Regions from separate parts of the Homo sapiens genome. Here region 2 is linked to region 1. The links are chromatin loops, found by intact Hi-C in ENCODE. Cell type or tissue: Caco-2. All regions are shown on one strand. Each heading gives the region's core, and the rest is flanking DNA. Links, peaks and the distances in the headings are about the cores only.

Region 1 (9,874 bases), core at 2,686-5,185:
CTTTCGCCTCTTGGAAACCTGCAAGATGGCTGGAGCTTGTCTATTTCTACTGTCAGCCTTCACTCCTGATACACTTGTTACATCTCTGTCCACCAGCTTGTGGGGATACAGATGGCTCCAAGACTGCCTCCTCATCTTATTCTGCTGTCTCTTTTCAGTGCCACATCAGTAAGAGTGATGTCCATAAAGAGAAGTTAGACACCAGGACACCCTTCTGAAAGGCATCTTTAAAATTTATGCGGAATTTTCTTGAAACCACACTTACTTGGCTTCAGAGAGAGAAGCAAGAGCACCTCTCCTTTCTTTTCCTATTTGGAGGGTAAGAAAATGTGTCTTCTCTGAGAAGTCGTAGTAACTTCTCCCCTTCTCTCAATGTCTCAGCTTTCTTTCAAATTGCTTGGATACCAAATTTAACATGGCTTGTTTCTTCCTCCCTAAGTAAGCTCTTAATATATTTAGTGCAGATTTAAGGGAGCTCTCTTTAGAATATGGGGCACTTAGCCAGGCACAGTGTCTCAAGCCAGTAATCCCAGTGCTTTGAGAGGCCAATTCAGGAGGATGACTTGAGGTCAGGGGGTTTGAGACCAGTCTAAGCAACATAGTGAGACACTGTCTCTACAAAAACAAACAAACAAACATAGCAAATAATTAGTGGGGCATGGTGGTGCATACCTGTGGTTCCAGCTACTCAGGAGGCTAAGGTGGGAGGATCGCTGGAGCCCAGGAGGTTGAGCCTGCAGTAAGCCATGATCGCACCACTGGGCTCTAGCCTGGGCAACATAGTGAGACCCTGACTCTAAAAAACAAAAGAACAAAGAAAGAAGTTTTTAATACTTCTTTAGACTATATTTTGTGTAACATAAGCTTTGGTGAATGATTCTTCGTGGTAAGAATTCCTGAGTATCAGGCAAGAAGGATTCATTTAGCATCTCACTGCGTAGAATAAATGTTTGTATTAATCCTACTAACAGTAGAGACTAGAATATCTAGAAAAAGAATGCTTAGCAGTTACAATCTGGTTTAAAGTGGGAAAGGCTTGGAACTTGTCTTGAGGTTGCTTGCAATCCTTAGTACTCTGGTCTTTTGGTATATTTTTGGTGCTAGTAGTGGGAATTGTGATAGAGATTAAGCATTAAAACATTCTCTCACTTTCCTCAAGTGCTTGCTCCAAATACACTCTCGCCTAACCCAAGCCACCCCTCAGCTGCTGGTAGTGCAGTTGGCACCTACAAAGAGACATCACCCCGTGAAATGGGGACAAACTTGCTGCTTCTTGCAAGGTGAGATCAGTTCCACTTTGTGAGTGACAGAGTTCCTGCTGTGCTGACACCGCCAGGGCCAAACAGGCTGCCAAGTCCCAGAATGTTGACAAGGCTGCTGCTGGTGTGGGTGAGACCCTGCACAATTTTTTTTTTTTTTGGTGTGGCTTTTGTTGTCATAAACAAAATTCGTGGGACCGTGTGAGGTATAGTAACTTATCTATTTTGGTTGGGATTTAGAATAATGAGTAACAAAGAGGTATTTATGTATTTATTTATTGTCTGATCCATGCATGAGAATTCTCTGTGATATTCAGGCATTATCATTTCCTGGTTCGGTCTAGAAACTATCTCTTCATGTTCTTCATTGTCAAGTGTACCCTTCCTGGCTAATGTCATGTGTCCATCAAAATAAAAAGGGAGCAACATTGTTATTATTCAAAATGTCATGGCTCTTCAGAACCTGTTCGTATTGAAATAATACAGACATTCTTGCCTTTGCAGTTTCCTGCTGTTCTTTATTTTATTTAATGCTGGTTGCATGGATACTTATAACACTATAAGGTTATTACTGAGCTTTGTTGATGATGACTCCAGATGCAAGTCTTACGCAGGGTATTCAGAATTATGTGAAAGTTGATTTGTTTTCTTGTCATGTTAAATTTACTCTCAGAATGTCATAGTCTAAGCACAGGAAAACATGTGGTTTTGCCTCATCTTCCTTGAAAGCTTAAGGTCACAACCACCGTATTCCTAGCACGGGATCCTACCATGTTGACCCTGTAGTCTTCCCACCAACACAAGTCGACAGGGTAACTGAGGGGCCCATGGGCAAAGCAGAGTTGATCCATTTTCACAGAACTGTCAGCTCCTAACTTGACATGCCTTAAAAATGATCAGAGATACCATAACATTATCATATCCATTGGAGGCAAGAGTGGACGTTGATCAGAATTGCCTGCCCTTTGTTCATGTGGAGCAGTGGTCTCAAAATCCCTTGAAAACAAGAGGCCCACTTGAGAACTGCCTGCTGTATGATGTAAAGCCTACAGGGAGTGAGTTGATAACCCTTGGGGCCACCCATGGCATGGGGAACTTGGAGTAAGGGAAGCCTGTTGCTACTTGTTACTTTGGGATAGACCAGAGGCAGTGATGGATGAGGGAAAGCCGATGAACTGTCTCACAAACATGGCTCAAGCCCAAGTGTGTTCCTTTGTAGCCCATAGCCTTGAATGTCTTCTGCTTTCTCCATGAGTGAAAGTCAATCCAAATTAGTGTGTCAGCACCATTTTGGCAGCATAATCTCAACCAGCTTCTGGAAGAAATACTGCAGCAGCCAGAGGGAGTCATCTATTTACCAAGCTCTTTCTTGAACTGGGTACTGGCCACAGGATCCTGGAATAACCTGAAAGCTGTGAGGACTACAGCTCCTCCTTGGGTCATCTGCTTGACCCTAGTTATGGGGTACGTTAATGGGACAGAGTTGGAGACTGCCCCAAAAGGGATAAATGGGGACCAGGGCCAAGTGGTCCAGGCCTGTGGCACCACACCATGACAATACTTCAGGCCCCAGCTTGTCCTACACACTACAGGGATCTTGGTAAATTTTGAGGAAGGCACCCCAGAGTGGGAGTAAGGACCCCACTTGCCCAGGTCTAAGGGTGGTACTGCCTATGAATGGCATGAATGAGAGGGTGCCAATGTGTCATCTCTCTCAGCAAACATCACCTAGTTACTAACTGGTAGAATGTCATTTAGGACTCAGATCACCCACATTAACCCTGATAAAAGGGACTTTAAAGATCTCTGCCTGTTCTTTCTGAGATTGAATCCAGTGGTATCTCAGCTATTTTTGTACACTGAATCTCTCTCTGGATAGGATCATGGGTGGATTTGATGTTACAGCTTTGCCTTTACTTCCCCTGGGGGTGTCTAGACCAAGCCTGAGGCCTCTGCCCTTCTCTACTCCTCAGAGGCTCTTTTTCTCTTTTCTCTAGTCACTCATATGTAAATGACCCAAATTCTTGGTCTTCCTCTTTTTCTGAAGTGGAGTCTCTAAAGACAGAAGGCTAGAATCCTGACTGTCTAGCCCTCATCACCCGGCTGATTTCTCTTCAAGTTTTTGAGTGAATTGGACAGAGGAGAAACTCTAGGATAAAATTAACCTCATTTTGCTGTCTGGGGCTCTGGCCTCCAATTTTCATGAAATCTACTTAAGGGAATGGAGTAGACTACCTGTGAATCTGAGGAATTTCCACTGTCTGGACTAGAGACAACCTTCTGCTTCCTGCTCCATGTTTTCTCTCCCTGGCCCTCACCCCAGTTCCCACTGGTGTCCTAAGCAGATGAATGGTGTGTATTATGTCAGGCAGGAAGGCATCCTGTATCAGACCCAACAGGCAAAGAAACAGTAGGCATCCAAAAGTACCAATCCAAAGAAGGAAGGAAGGATTACAAAAGAGGCCGACCTGAAAGAGGTGGATCCCCAAAGCAGTGATCCTTAAAGGAACATCTCAAAAGAGACATCCAACTGGGGGTTATTGCTTTTAGTATCTTTTTCATACCTCACCCATGCCAAAGGTGTATGCCCCAGCACCAATGCTGTCTTTGGTTTTGGCCAAAATCAGCAGCCACTGTCTGGCTCAGAGGGGTGAGGACGTGAAGTCAGGTGGAGACTCTTGCGCGCCCTCTAGAGCTGAATGCACGCTTCTAACTTTCAACAGCGTTTTCTTTCCAGAGGCAGGCACCCTGATTAGGGGCCTGAATTCCTGGGTGACACTAAAAAGATGTAAATTATTTTATATTTTCTCAAGATGAGAGCTTTTGTTTGTTTTTTTTTTTATGCTAGAAATGAAGATATAGAAAAGAGAAAAAAATAACAATTTTCCCTAGATTCTTCTCCCACAGGGACTTCAAGTCTGTAACTGGTTGTGAGAAAAAGAATACCAAGATAATACACTATGAAAAGATTTGGGGAAAGGCTAATTTATAGGAAAAAAATTAGAGCACCTGAAATATTAAAATAAATGATGTGACTCATAAGCTAGAACTGTGATTAACAGTATGTTATGTAATATGTTATCAGGACCTGGGGAATAACAAAGTACATTTTATGAAACAACTTTTATGAGAATAAATGTAACTCATCTAGTCTCTTTCTGTTAACAATCTATACTCCCATGTTAATTTTTCAGACATGTATAACTTTACTGAAACTTCTTCCTTGGAACAAAAATACCTTGACAATAGCCAAGAATAACAAAAAGAATGATTTTTGTTCCTTCAAACAAAAATTTGAACTTTACGTGTTATATTCAAGTGATGTAAATATTTCCCCAATTCTCTGAATATTTCATAATACTCAGAGATTTCATACTTTTAGATAGCTCTAGAAAGTGATAAGGAAAACTAATCCTCTCTAAATTTCTGCAGTATAAAAAATAAAATCTGTTATTCAGGCATTGGGACAATAAACATTACATTGCTTAAACAGATCTATGTTGGTTTCAACCAAATATTATGTAAGAGAAGCCTGCTTCTTAGGTATTTTTAGGTATGAGGTTTCTAAAACCAGTTATACATAATGAAAATATGTAGTTTCACAATAATTTAATCGAGTTGTCTTTCAAGCAAAAAAAAAAAACAAGGCAATTTTAAATACAGTAAAGTTATTCCTTCTTGGGGACTTACTAGAGATTTTTGGAAGCAAATTTGCTCCTTGGGATTAGTATTATATTTCTTGCTTTGACATTCTTATTTTATTTTATTTTATTTTATTGATTTTTTGAGACAGAGTTTTGCTCTTGTTGCCCAGGCTGGAGTGCAGTGGTGCAATATCGGCTCACTGCAGCCTCCACCTCCTAGGTTCAAGTGATTCTCCTGCCTCAGCCTCCTGGGTAGCTGGGATTACAGGCGCATACCACCATGCCAGGCTGATTTTTTGTATTTTAAATAGATATGGGTTTTTGCCATGTTGACTAGGCTAGTCTCGATCTCTTGGCCTCAGGTGATCCGCCTGTCTCCGCCTCCCAAAGTGCTAAGATTACAAGCATAAGCCACTGCGCCCGGCCTTTCTTGCTTTGAAATAGTTTGGTGTAGAACTTAGTTTTCCAATGCATGAATATTAATCTGCTCCATGAACAACGAATTCTTTGCCCTGTGTATGATGGCAATTATGCATATTTTGACCAACTATCTACTGTGCACTGTACAGAAAGCACATGGAGGATGTGAAGATTTGCACCCAAAGAAACTTAAGATCTTGGTCAGAAAATATGACCTGATGTAAATATCCATAATGTATGAGGGCTTCCAAGAGTTAAAAATGAAACTCTACAGACTCATAGAACACCGGTTATAAGCATTTTTTGTAAAACCTTTTTTTAAGATAAATCATGAAGCATTTTAGCCAGGGAGAATAGAATGGACAAAAAGATCAAAGGAATGAATAAGCTGTGTTTATAATTTACCATTGCAGAATAACTTCGGCACTGTGAAAAATCCTCCCCTTCTGGCTGGAATTAACTACCCTCAAAAAATGTGCACAAGCAAATTCAAGACAATGAGACTAACAGTAAAATAGACATTCTTCAGGTTTTAGACGTGTCCGGCAAAGCTAGACGCTAAGGTGACTTTTTAAAGCAATTGAACTTTTAAGTCCTTTCTGTTTTATTATAAAAATGAAAATGTGTTCCTAGAATACAAACATGGTTTACTCTAGATAAAAAGAAAAAACATAACCTAGGATGAGGCCATAGATTTAAACATGAGAAAATAGGAGTATTTTTCTTTCAAATAAAATTAAGAAACAACGCAAAGATGTATTTTATTAGAGACTAAATCTTATCTCAAATAAGCATCTTTAAAAGCCAGACATACAAGTTAAAAGCAGCTGGGTTCTTTACTAATGCAGAGGTCTTTGTTCCTTACTGTAAATATATTAATTGCTCATCTGTTTAACTAAGGTCTGCGAGGCTCGTAACACATTAAAGATATTTGCTGCTGTTGATTTGTCCTGAGCTACGGATTTCTGCATACGTAAGAGGCTTTTTGGACTTATACCAGACTATATGTGTATATACTATCATTTTTCCTTAAGTGGTGGTTTTTCAAAATAATGTTTTTCTAAGGTGAGGCATACCTTTGTGATATTTATTTTTCAAGGAAGCAGTACCTTTCAACATAGCCATAGAATTTGGTGGAGGGACTGTTTAATTAAAAAGGCATTATGCTAATTACAGTGCTGGACTCTTTCTAACGTTAAAAAATTTATCTGAATTTTATGGTATGAATCTTTTAAACACTAAGAATATAAATTTAACAGAAATAAACAAAAATGCCCAGCTTGAAGACAGAAAGGACTGTCTTAAAATCTAACTTTTAAAATATATTTTTGAACTACAAATAAAATCAGTTATATAAAATATTTTATTTGTCATTTGGTCTTAAAATTTTTCCTGGGTTAAGCCAAAATTCCCATCAGCTAAGGAGCCTTCTTTTTTTTTCTGTGTACATTTCTAAGTTTTCATACAAGAAGAAGAGACTAAGATAAAGAAAATGTCGTATCAAATAAGAAGGCTGGAGGAAGGAGGATAATTTCATAGTTGAAAAGTTAATGTTTCCAATCATAGTGCAACTCAAGAACCAAGGGCTGAGGATCCTATGATACAGAACACATTCTATTTAAAAACTGGTGGCATTTATCCATTGCTTAGAATCATTGAGGTGGGTTGCATTTCATCTGTTACTTAGCAACTACATAAATTTAGTAAATATCTTATTACCCAGGATCCAAGTAAATGTATTCTGCTTTAGTAGAAATCATTATAATTTTGTTGTCAACAAATATTAATCCTGCAATGCTATTTTTTCTATTGGATTCATAGCAAATAAAATTTAAAATCAATCAGTGGTTTGCTTGAGGGAATATATGTTTTCTACTTGTGAATGTTTGTTTCCAATCTAACCGCTCTCAATAATATTAATATATCATAGTTTTGTCATCTGAGGAAGAAATTCAGTATCAACTTACAATAGTTTTAGATTTGAGCAGATTTTCTTTGAATCTAAGCTCTCCTCCTTAAATAATATGATCTTGGCCAAGTTACTTCCATTTCTGAGCCTTTCCTCTTCTATAGGATTGGTATAATTACACCAAATTCACAGTTTAGAGGTGATAAAATAGTGTTCTGACCAGATGCTTGGCATCTTTCTGTAACTTAAAATCTATCAGTATACCTTCTTTTCTCCATCTGTTGATGTACGATCAAAGCTTTTTATTTGAACAGATGCCCACAGATGGATATCCCTTGGTCTCTCTTGCATAAACCATATTCATAATGCAATGCCAAAGATTTCCATTAAAAATGTTTAATGTTAAATGATAGATTATAAACACTTGTAAAGCAAATTAAGAATTCTTCGATGCGTTTACATTTTTAATTCATATTTTACAGTTATTTGTTCCACACCTAATTCCACAGATGGTTTGGGTGATAGGGGAGAATAGAAGCCACTTGTCTTTACTAAGTTTCTAAGTTTGTAACTTATCTTTATATTGCTATTTTCTTCATACACCTACTTTTAATTCAGGTTTTGATTGTCTAATTAAAGTGTATAATGAATATCAGGAGTAGAAAATATAAACAGATGAGATCAGATGGGTCTGGGCATCAAGTGACTAGGCCCATGTTAGTATTTTTGCAAGGAAAATGGAGAATTCCAGGTGAATCTAAGAGCCAAATCAACAGCATATAAGTTACAAAATTTCTGGCAACCTTAAGCCATCTGCAAATACATGTTTATCAAAGTAAAGCAATAGTTTAGCATTTTATATAATCTAAATGATAAGTTTAGCTTAATTAATGCATGTAAACAAATACTACATCTTCCATTTTTTATCTACTTTCACAGACATTCTGTACTCAGGGTGCAAAGTGGGAGCAGAGCGTCAGCCCCTTTCTGCTCTTCCTTGGGGGCTGGGATAACTAAGAATGACGCTCATGTCTGTAGTATTTTATTTCTAACTGTATGTTGATCTGACTATAGAGTTTGGAGATGGCTAAGTGGGAAGAAAAGAACTGGGAAATGATCCTGGGGACACTTCACTGAGAGTCATGAAGTCTGCATTACAGAGTTTGTACCACAATGACCAGTGTATTTTTACCTATGTATCTATCTAACTATCTATCTACCTATCTCTGATAGTCAGTCTATTTGTCTATCATCTATCTGTCTGTCTATCTATCTATCTATCTATCTATCTATCTATCTATCTATCTGTCTATCTATCTATCATCTATCTATCTATCTGTCTATCCAGTCTATCTACCTACCTACCCATCTATCTCTATCTAATCTATCATAAGATTGAATACACAGTTGAGATTTCTGTTTCATGGATTCTACATGAGCAGTTTGTTTTTACAAAACCATGTAACCATGTACTGCTTATCAACAGCATAGCTGTTCATGTCCTTTGAAAATTCCACATTGAAGCAACATTTATTGAATTACCAGCTTCACAGTGTTTTAAGTTGGAAGAGTCTTTCATTTAAATGTAGCAGACATTCTTTCATTTAAACTATATTTATTTTGAATAGTTCACATTTCACATACTTTGTTATTTTATAGTTAACCACTTTAATGTATGTTTTTTAATATAATTAAATGTATATATAACTATATATAATATAGTTGTAATTAAATCAATATAATTAATATGTATACATTTAATTAATGTACATGAAATTTATGAACCATTAACACTTAAAGTGCTAATCAGGTTAGGCACGGTGGCTCATGCTTATAATCTCAGCATTTTGGGAGGCTGAGGTGGGTGGATCACCTGAAGTCAGGAGTTCAAGACTAGCCTGGCCAGCACAGTGAAATCCCATCTCTACTAAAAATACAAAAATTAGCTGGGCATGATGGCACCCACCTGTAATCCCACCTACTCGGGAGGCTGAGGCGTAAGAATCACTTGATCCTGGGAGGCGAAGGTTGCAGTGAGCCGAGATCGTACCATTGCACTCCAGCCTGGGTAACAGCGTGAAACTCTGTCTCAAAATAATAAATAAATAAATAAATAAATAAATAAATAAATAAATAAGTAGATAAAGCGGTAAACAGTACCCAATAAAAATAAAATTTTCAATTTTATCTGATTTTTTTTCTGACTTCCAATGGCTATAGCTCTGATGATTGTGCTGCTTTTAAGCTTATCCGAAAAACAAGGATTTAAAAGAGTAATAAAGTGCAGCATCTTCATTCTATAATAAATCAGAAAAGGTCACGCTCCTGTGACTCGAATACTATAAACACTTGAAGTATTATAATGTTAACTAGGATAAACCGTAATCACTGTAGTTGGGATTGCGTTTAGCTACAAGTAATAGAAAACCAAATTTAAAAATTCCTTGTACAAAAGATGGATTTATTTATTTATTTTTTTCACATGGCAAGTGGTCCAGAGGGAGGCTGCCCAGGACTGGTGTGGTGGCCCCAAGACCCTCCTTGGAATTTAGTCTTCATTCCGTGTCTTCCACATGTAAATTGTGTGCTTATGCTTGTCACCTCTGATTCACCTCCAGTGTTGCACTGAGTTTCCGGCAGGG
Region 2 (9,874 bases), core at 2,846-5,345, 54 kb before region 1:
GGCTATGCACGTGGAATTGCCCACGAGTCGTGTGCTGAAAACAGCTGGGCTTAGGGGAATTTGCACAATGAATAGCAACCATTGGCTATAGCCTAATTCTCAACTATGACAGTTTTATGAGTTCTTTATCAAGTAATAATTCTTATGAAATTGGAATTGAATCTCTTCTAGGGCTCTCTTGAAGAAGATTTGTGGGTTCTTTGTAAACTAGACCATTAGGTATATATATTATTCATTGAGAAGATGTAAAACTCCAGGAAGAAAATGCAACCGATATCAATAAAAATAATGCCTTTGAATAATGTCTTTGAATTCATGTAAACTTTTGACTTTTCTCAAAATTCTTTCTCATATGTTATCTTTTTTTGTTCTCCCATATCTCAAATCTCTCACTATTCTATGAACATGCTTGTCGCCTTTTTTGCTTCCATTCTCTTGTGATATATAATTCCCTCTTTAAATGTCTTTTTTTAAAGTAGACAAATCTTTGAAGATATAGGTGAAATATCAGGTCTTTCATGAAGTCTTCCCTGTTTCACTAGGAAAGCAGAATTAGCGGTTTTCAGCTCTGTTCTAAATTTTTAGGCACCTTTTTTTCCAGGAGACAATACCATTTCTAGATCTTAAATACGCAAATTCAAACAAGATGATATTCATTCTCTACTACTTTGATTAATATTCAGAATAAAATTTAATACCCAGCATGGATATGGCAATATAAAACATGTTGAATACAGTATTGTTATTAATTTGGAATATCTGAAGGGCAATATTTTCTATAATCTTGCTTGTTAAAAAGAATGTCATTGTTAAAATTGAATTTAATGGATTTCTGGTATAAGAAGACAATTTAGCAAAGTTTCTGCCCCCACCAGGAAGCAGAAACACTGATTTCATCTGTTATTAAATTAGGAGTTATCTATAATTCTGAATCTAAATATACAAAGGTGCAAAGATGTATGAATGATAAATTACTTAATAAGTTAGAGAAACTTCAAATACACACACACATGCACACACACACACATACACACATATGTACCTATAAAGGGAGTTATCAGTGAGAAGAAAGCTGTTCTTTAGAATTCATGTAAGGACACTTTAATCTGTTCTCTTATAGAAATTCTTTTGACTTGTGAAGGTGAGGAACCAGGACTATAGGAAGAAGTGTGTTTGGAGATGGGACGTAAGCTTGGGGTAATTGGGAAGTTTACATTAAGAGCAACTAGATGTTCAGGACCACCTCCCCCTCCCCAGAAGTCAGGCATGTAAACTGGATCAAGAATTTGAGGAATCCTTAGATAGAGAAACTGAACCATCCCAGAGAGTAAGCTTGGATCATGCTTAAAAGAGTGAAGTCTACCAGTCAGAACAATCTGCCATTCACACAGAGCTTAAAAGCAAGCTTTAAATATGAACAGATAGCTTAGCATCTTAAAACTTTTGAGAAAAGCCTCTAACATGAAAAGAGAAAAAGCAACCAATGATAAACAGGGAGCTGAGAAGGAGCAGAGGCAATGTTGAAGGCAAAAACAGCTTCGAAGAAACTGCACTTAATATACTCAGAGACATAAGAAGATAGTGGACCCATTAAAGAAGAGCAGAATGCTATGAAGAAGGAATGGATATTAAAGTAAGAGCTATAGGACATGAAAAATACTGTAGCAAAACAATTTTAAACAAAAGCAAGAGTTTTCCTTTCCACAGTCAAGGAAAACTCCTAGAAGGTAGAAGATATAGGCAAACACATGGATTGTAAGAAATAAAGGTATGGCCATTTTAGGAACAATTAAGGCAATGTCCAAATAATAGAGATTCCAGAATGAGAGAAAATAGACACTAGAGAGGAGGAAATCATCAAAGCAATAATACCTATATGGTTTGGCTGTATCCCCACCCAATTCTCATCTCGAACTGTAGTTCCCATAATTACCTCCCACCAGGGATTTGGTGGGAGGTAATTGAATCATGGGAGAAGTTACCTCCATTCTGTTCTTGTGTTAGTGAATGAGTTTTCATGAGATCTGTTGGTTTTATAAGGGGCTTTTCCCCACCTTCACGCTGCAGTTCTCCTTGCTGCCACCATGTGAAGAAGGACGTGTTTGCTTCCCCTTCTGCCATGATTGTAAGTTTCCTGAGGCCTCCCCAGCCATGCTGAACTGTGAATCAATTAATTTTTTCCTTTATAAATAACGAGTCTTGGATATGTCTTTATTAGCAGTGTGGGAATGGACTAATACAGTACAAATGAAAATTCACCAAAATAGGGACATGAGTCTGCAGATTGAAGGGAATCTGTGGGTGTTCAGAATAATGAATTAAACAAAAGACTTAACCAAGTCACATTTTGGGAGGATTCAAAATATTAGATCATGAAAGTTCCAAGAGTTAAAGGACAGGTCTTATGCAAAGGATCACAGCTAAAATGGGCACCAAACTTTTCTGTAACAGCATTTGAAACTAGAACACACCAGATTAATGAATTTAAAATTGTGTGTCCAAGTGTTACAAATTTGGGGGTGTAGCTCAGTGGCAGAGCGTTTGACTGCACAAATGTGAAAAGTTGGTATGAGAGGGGGTTTGCAAACACACACACACACACACACACACACACACACACACACACACACACACAGGGGAAGGTGGGGAGAAAAATACCCTCCTATATCTGTACTCATCTACTCAGTCTTATCTTCAGATGTAGTAGGAGAAGCATCAGAACCTTATCAAAGGCCAATCCTGCATTTGAGGTCTGAATCCCATTCCAATTAGTTTACTCTAGAACCCTTTGTCTACAATGATTCTGTTTCTCTACTGCATCATTTTTCTTCCGCTTTACTGAATAATCCCCCTTAGCACACAGATAAGCTCTAATCAGTCTTAAATTCAAAAAACTTACAGTGTGTCTCCAGCTCTTATTCCCTTTATCTGCCCACAGCAAATCTTCAAAGATCTGCTAAGTTCTATTTTTTTATTTCCAATTTTATTAGCTCCCATTTACTCTTCAATATACTTTAGTTGGACTGGCATTGCTACCACCATCACAAATTGCTCTTATCAAGATTATCAACTATCTCCATATTGCCAGATGCGATGACCAGGTCTCTGTTCACATCTTCCTTGCCTGCTGAACAGTACTTGACATCGTAAACCGCTCTCTGGTCTTTGAAACAAGTTATTTGGTTGACTTCTGCGATACCACCAAGCACTTACTTTCTCGCAATTACTAGGTTCCTCTTTCTTGGTCTATTTCTCCTCCTCTGCATGACTTCCCTATTGAAGAGCTTACTCAGATGTTCAACAGACATCTCAACATATTTCCAAAATAGTACCCTTGTTTCTCCTGCTCTCAAGTACACTCCCATCCCAGTCTTCTCCATCCCATAGAATGGCCCCCAACCATCCATTTACTCATAATGACAACTAAAATCATCCCTGTTTTCTATATCTCAGGTTGCAGTGAGTCGTGATTACACCACTGCACTCCAGCCTGGGTGACGGGAGTGAGGCCCTGTCTTAAAACAGCAACAACAACAAAACAACCAAAAAACGGTAATTCATATTGTAACGCCTCTTTAGAATCTTTTAAATATTTCTCATTCTGCTTAAACCGAGACTTCTGACTATGACATACAAGGCTTTAAGTTAAGCCACATACATAATGTAACATTTTCTAATAAGCACTTTAGAAAAAGTAAAACAAGTGAATTAATAGTAATAATATTTTAATTTAATCCAATGTATCTCTAAATTATCATTACAATACATAATCCATATAAAATTATTAATGAGATATACTGTATACTTTCTTTATACTAGATCTTCAGAATCCAGTCTACATTTGTGTTTGACACCCGGAGTGCACCTCAATTCAGAGTAGCTTGACTTCAGGTGCTCAGTAGCTACATGTGCCCAGTGGATCCTGTATTGGACAGTACAGCTATATGTGGCTTAGGCCTTAATACTTCTCCCACCTCAGCTATCGGTCTCCATATTTTTTATCATACTCTAATCAAACTGACTTTCCTTCTAATCCTCAAGTATGCCAAGCTTATTCCCACCCTAGGTCTTTGCACAATCATTGCCTCTGTATAGATTTCAATTCCCCAGAGCATCTCACGAGTGGCTCCTTCTTATCATTCAGGTATCAGCTCAAATGCAACATGTTTGCAAAGGCCTCACCTTACTCTTCAATGTAAAGTAGCATTCCTTCCCCTAGGACATCTGAGTCCCATTAATCATGTTTGACATTTTCATGGAACTTATGTGTTTCATTTTTACCTGCACCATTATAATGCTATCTTGAGTATGTGGGCTTTATGTAGCTTGTTTGCAGAGCTTAGAATAGTTCCTGGAATATTTGCTGAATGAATGAATGAAATAATAAATGAAAGAATGCAGAGATAGTCATTAAAATGTTAACAGTAGTAATACAAAGAGTAGAATGTATTTCATTGCATTGGAATTTATAAAACACAATAACAATAAAAGGTTTTGTAATAAACTAACAAAAATACTGTGAAAAGACTGTTGTTGGGTTATGTGAACAGTCAACAGTATCAAAAAGATACCCTTGCTGGTGAAGTGAATGCAGTTCCCTCCAAACAAGAGATGTAACTAATTTGTAATATACATTCAATGGAATGTTTTTACGCTTGATCCTGAGCTAACCAAGAGTATAGTTTATCCCAAAGGTTGCAGTGGATGGATATTGCTTATTACTTGACTCTATTCTTCTTGACATTTGGCATGGGACCAAATTATAGCACTCACGTGTGTGTGTGTGTGTGTGTGTGTGTGTGTGGGTTGCATACACAATTTCTTTAGGAGGTATGGTAGAAAGTACTTGAGGTTACAAATAGCCTTTGCTTTAACCCTAACTTTGTACCTGAATATGGTGATATCCAAATGTTTGATTGTTCCAGGCTAATAGTTGTCATTTCCCAATCTGGGAAGATTGGAAGATTCTTGAAAGCATGTATTCTTATTCTGGCAGCCCAGGAATCTGCATTTCTAAAAGTTCATTCCAGGAGACTCTGCTGTCCTTAGTTGTGGAACATTGCCTAAAGTCAATGATCCATTCCCTTTTGCAGTGCAAGTTCTCCTGAGGAGAATACAGTGAACTACTGTGAGCTACTAACCACTTAGAGGATGATATTTTCAGATCTTTTCTAATTGGCAGCTTGCTGAAAGCAGAGTGTAAAGAGAAAACGTTAAAGATTTTTGTAGAATTCAAGAGATGCCTGGAGAAAGAGTCTGTTATAATGGAATTCCTGGAGTGCTAGGGCTCAGGTAGCATTAGAAGACAGGACATGACCAGCCTGCACGAAGATGGAAAGACACTGAAGAGAAGCAGTGCCCACTGCACAATTTTACCAAAACGTGTAATTAAACTGGGAGAAAAAAAAAAAACCTTAGACATAAACACACATTCAAATTCAAAGAAGAATGAAGAAAAATATTAGTAGTTTGGAGCATAGACTTACAGGTAGCACAATCCCTAGACCCCTGATAAAAACTGGTTTTAGAGACTTACATAGCTGAGATGCAAAAAGATGAATTGTTGGGCATGTAACTCCAGCAGCTAACAGTGCTGAGAAATGAAGCTTGAATCAGGGCTCGTAAGGACTCTGAGTCACCTGGCTATTAGCCTAAAGTGGAATCAAGAAACTATTCTGTCTTGTCTTTCCCTCTAAGCTTTAGATTTAGTGAGCCAGTTTACACCTACTGCAGATGAATCATCCTTCTAAATGACCCTGCTAAATCATATGCAGTTAATTATAAAGATTTTAGTGCTATGTTTTGTGCGTGGGTTGCAGAATACCATTGCCAGACCACATCCTCAATAAAACCTTGAACTGCCATCACGCCACGAATAAAAGAGTGAATTCTTCATTCCCCATAGCTTCAGAGGGGGAAAAAAGTGATAGACTCTCATATCAGGATGCAGCTCTGCTCCAGCCCTGCATCTTTCTCTGTACACAGCTAACCCAGACCTCCATGCGGGTCTCTTATGTATTGTTACTTGGATAATTTGTATCTTTGTAGATGAGTGTGTTCATGGAAATAGCATAAATATCCCGTTAAAAGGTAAGTAAATCTAATATCAGCAAAACAGCATTGTATGGGGGGAAATATGGGTCTGTGTGGCCAGATGATTTGAAGAGCAAATTATTATTTTAAGTAACACATTCATTAACCAAGAGAGCCAAGCAAAGGCGTGCAGTGTCTTCAGCATTTGTTCCAGAATAGAAACGATTCTCTTTTTCCATATCATAGGGAATAAATGTTATCAGAGTACAGGCTTTTCAGTATGACATATCTGAAAGTTCTGATTAGCTTTAAAAAAAGTAATATTTGTGTTTAAAAAATAACTGCTGGTCATAAATTACTTTCCAAATCAAGAATTCACATTACATATATCAGATTTGCAATTATTTCAATTTACATTTATCAAAATGTACTACTGCATTAACTTAATGGGGGAAAAAATGCTTTTTATGCTATTTCCTAGGCAGGAAACATTTTAACCTGGCTTAGTGCATGTTTTTTAAAAGCCTTTTTAATGCAAAAATAAGTGTATTTTTTCCCACTTAACTATAGTCTAAAATCTAGAGTTTTAACAGCAATCACAAACATTTCTTAATTATGGGAAGGAAACGTATGAAGTTATAAGCCAATAAAGCCAATTTTAAGATATTTATGTGAAAGAAGCAACATAAAATATATTAAAATTCTAATACTTTACTGGTCATAGAACAGAATGTAAACTGCAGAACTTTTCTCCCAGAATTGCTGAATTTTTAGTGTACCCTCAAATTTATTTTAGTTGAATTTTAAAAATTTACTTATTACATGTTTTGCAGAAAATAGTGCATTTCAATGTGACATGATTTAATAATATATAGGGACAAAGAGAAAAAATCCTCTATCTCATCAACCCTCAAAGGCTACATAATACTCATTTGTTTGATGAAGAATTTGTTTGAACAAACCCCAAAGTGTTAACTAGTTCTCACCCAACTATTAGCCTTTACAATCAATGTTATAATCAAAACTTTTGTTCAGGTATTGTTGACACTTATCTGAGTAGTCCAAAAAGTTTCTACTACTTTCTAGTGCCATTAAGAATAATATTTCTAAATACCATCTTTTCTCCCACTTCTCAATAAACAGGTCAATAAATAAACACATATAAACTTCTGTATTATTATTATTATTTAATTGCTAGTCAAAGTGAATGTTTTCATGTATTTATTATTCATATTTATTAGCTATTAATTTATTAGCTCATTCTTTAGCCTATTTTAAAAAAAATACAAATATATTTTTTGAACTTCAAGTGCATTGAGTTGAGCTAATTATACTCATCATCACGAAAGAACGTAATTATCAGTGATCTCTGAAAAGTCCAATCCTGTTTTGTTCTTTGTTTCTTGTTTATATTTGTTGATACATCCATGTCCCCCCTTCCATCTCTCATCTCCCCCTACACAATTCCCTGTACATTTTAAACTACTTACTGTACAGTTTTTGTTCGCATGTGTTCTTGTACATATGTTGTTCTTTTGCACACACACGTACTTAGCTCACTTAAATGGCTATGTTTAGAACTTATTCTATTTTATAATTTTCTCATTTATCACAATGCTTTGTAAAATATTAATCCATATTGCTTGGTGTATATCTAGTAATTGTTTCTTCTAACGTTTGCAAAATATTACATGCTATTTACTCATCATAATTTCCATTTCTAATATCCCGGGGATGAGCACCCAGATTCACCCTAACAGTCCATTTGTGCAAAAAATATAGTAATCTTTGGTAAATTAAACCCAGGAATGAATGTAATTGCTGTGCTATTGGGTAGACTTACACATTTTTGATTGGGCACAGCTTGATATGTTGCAAAATTTCTTTTATTTTGTGATTTATATATGTGTGTATGTATTATGTAATCAAATCTATCAATTTGTTCATAATTCTTTCTGGCCTTGGCATCACAGTTAGAAAGCCCTCCCAATTCATTAAACATTCATCATTTGCCTATGTGATTTATTTTATTAAATTTATAACTGTCTCAATTTAAAATTTATTTTGCTAAAAAGAGAAGGTGTGGATTTCACGTAATCTTTTTCACGTTTAACCAATGTATCAACTTGATTCATTGAATAAACATTTCTTGCTGCACAGAATTGAAATATTAGATTGGTGTAAAAGCATTACTTTTAAAAGCAATTAAAAGCAATGGCAAAAACCACAATTGATTTTGCACCGACCAAATAAACTCATTTAACTCTGAATTCTATTTAAATCTTCTCTGGACTTGCTATTCACATTTATTAATCATTTTATTCTCATGCATATATAATACTTTTCAATAAACTTAGAGTTATTATATGGTTTATTGTCTAGTTAATCAGGATAAATTTTTCTTAACTAAACTTTAGAAATAGTACCTGTTTCTCTTTTTTTTTTGAGAGGAGATCTCACTCTATCACCCAAGCCGGAGTGCAGTGGCATGATCATAGCTCACTGCAGTCTTGAATTCCTGGGCTCAAGTGATCCTCTTGCCTCAGCCTGCTGATTAGCTAGGGCTATGGACATACATCACCACATCTTGCTAAATTATTTTTAGTTTTTGTAGAGATGGGATATCGCTATGTTGCCCAGGCTGGTCTCAAACTTCCAGCTTCAAGCTATCATATTGCCTCAGCCTCCTAAAGTATTAGGATTACAGGCATGAGCCACTGTACCTGACCCCTGCTTCTTGTTTTAAAAAATGAAAGTACAATATGTAGAAAGAAATACTCTCCACCTCCTCCTCATAATTTCTTACTTCCCATAGCTTACTAATTGTTAACATTTTCATGTCTATACATCAATAATTTTTTTGGTCTCATATGAGCATATCTTTTTTCTGTTTAAGTTCAATTCTAATATACACACAATTCTACCATCTTCACTTTAAAATATATCATGGACATGTTTTAAAATTTTTTATAAATAAGAATTTTATCAGTTATAGTCACACTATGCTTCAGTAGTAGATAATAAATCATTTCCAAATTTCAGTGATTTGGACATAAAAGGTTTACTTCTTGCTCAACTACATGTTTCTTTAGGCTGCCTGGGACTTTGCTCCACATTGTCCTTAGGGCAACAAGCAAGTTACCTCTATGCCAAGGGGAAAGAAAACACAGATAATGCATACGCTCCACGACTTTCACCCAACATAGCAGCTCTCATTTATTGGGCAAAGCAAGATACATGGTTGAATCTGGAGGATATCAGACTAAGTAAAATAAGCCAGGCACAGGAAGACAAATACCACATGGTCTCATTTATATGTGAAATCTAATAAAGTTGAATTTATAAAAGTGGAGAGTAGAACTATGGTTACCAGAGGCTGGGAGTGGGCTGGGGAGGGAGGGGAGGAATGGGATGTTTTGACCAAATAATACAAAGATCTTATGAAGTTTCTGATAGACAGGGGATTGGAGAGTTGTTAATCAAAGGGCACAGAGTTTAAGACAGGGGGAATAAGTTTTGATATTTATTGCACACTACGGGGAATGTAGTCAATAATAACGTGTTATAGATTTCAAGTTAACCAACTAATAACATATTATATATTTTGAATGTCTCATCATGACAAACAATAGGTAAGTGAACAATAGGTGATGGATATGTGAATCAGCTTTATTTAATCATGCCACATTTTATACGTGTGTCAATACACTGCATTGTATCCCATATGTATATACTGCTACAACTTATCAATAAAAAATTAAAACATAAAAACAGAATGCTAAAGATCTAGAAAGAAAGACAATCTTCAAGCTTAAACCAACATTACTGATTACTGTGAAAA

What was found. Hi-C counts contacts between places; a loop is a spot of excess contacts. Peaks named below come from ENCODE experiments on the same cell type or tissue, not always from the same donor. Only the 100,000 strongest peaks of a DNase experiment are listed, where the experiment ranks them.
Region 2: a loop joins it to region 1, with 4 times the contacts of the local background. A loop is called at or near these places in 2 of 110 quality-filtered maps.

What each region holds. Positions count from the first base shown.
Region 1 is chr1:239,302,973-239,312,846 of GRCh38, reverse strand. No RefSeq gene overlaps it. Among named protein-coding and RNA genes, the nearest start is that of CHRM3, 79 kb to the left of the region's middle. In Caco-2, for the core only: a CTCF peak has its summit at 3,910 (motif pointing left); no DNase peak of the experiment used is centred there.
Region 2 is chr1:239,357,496-239,367,369 of GRCh38, reverse strand. No RefSeq gene overlaps it. Among named protein-coding and RNA genes, the nearest start is that of CHRM3, 24 kb to the left of the region's middle. In Caco-2, for the core only: no CTCF peak of the experiment used is centred there; a DNase peak (open chromatin) is centred at 4,139.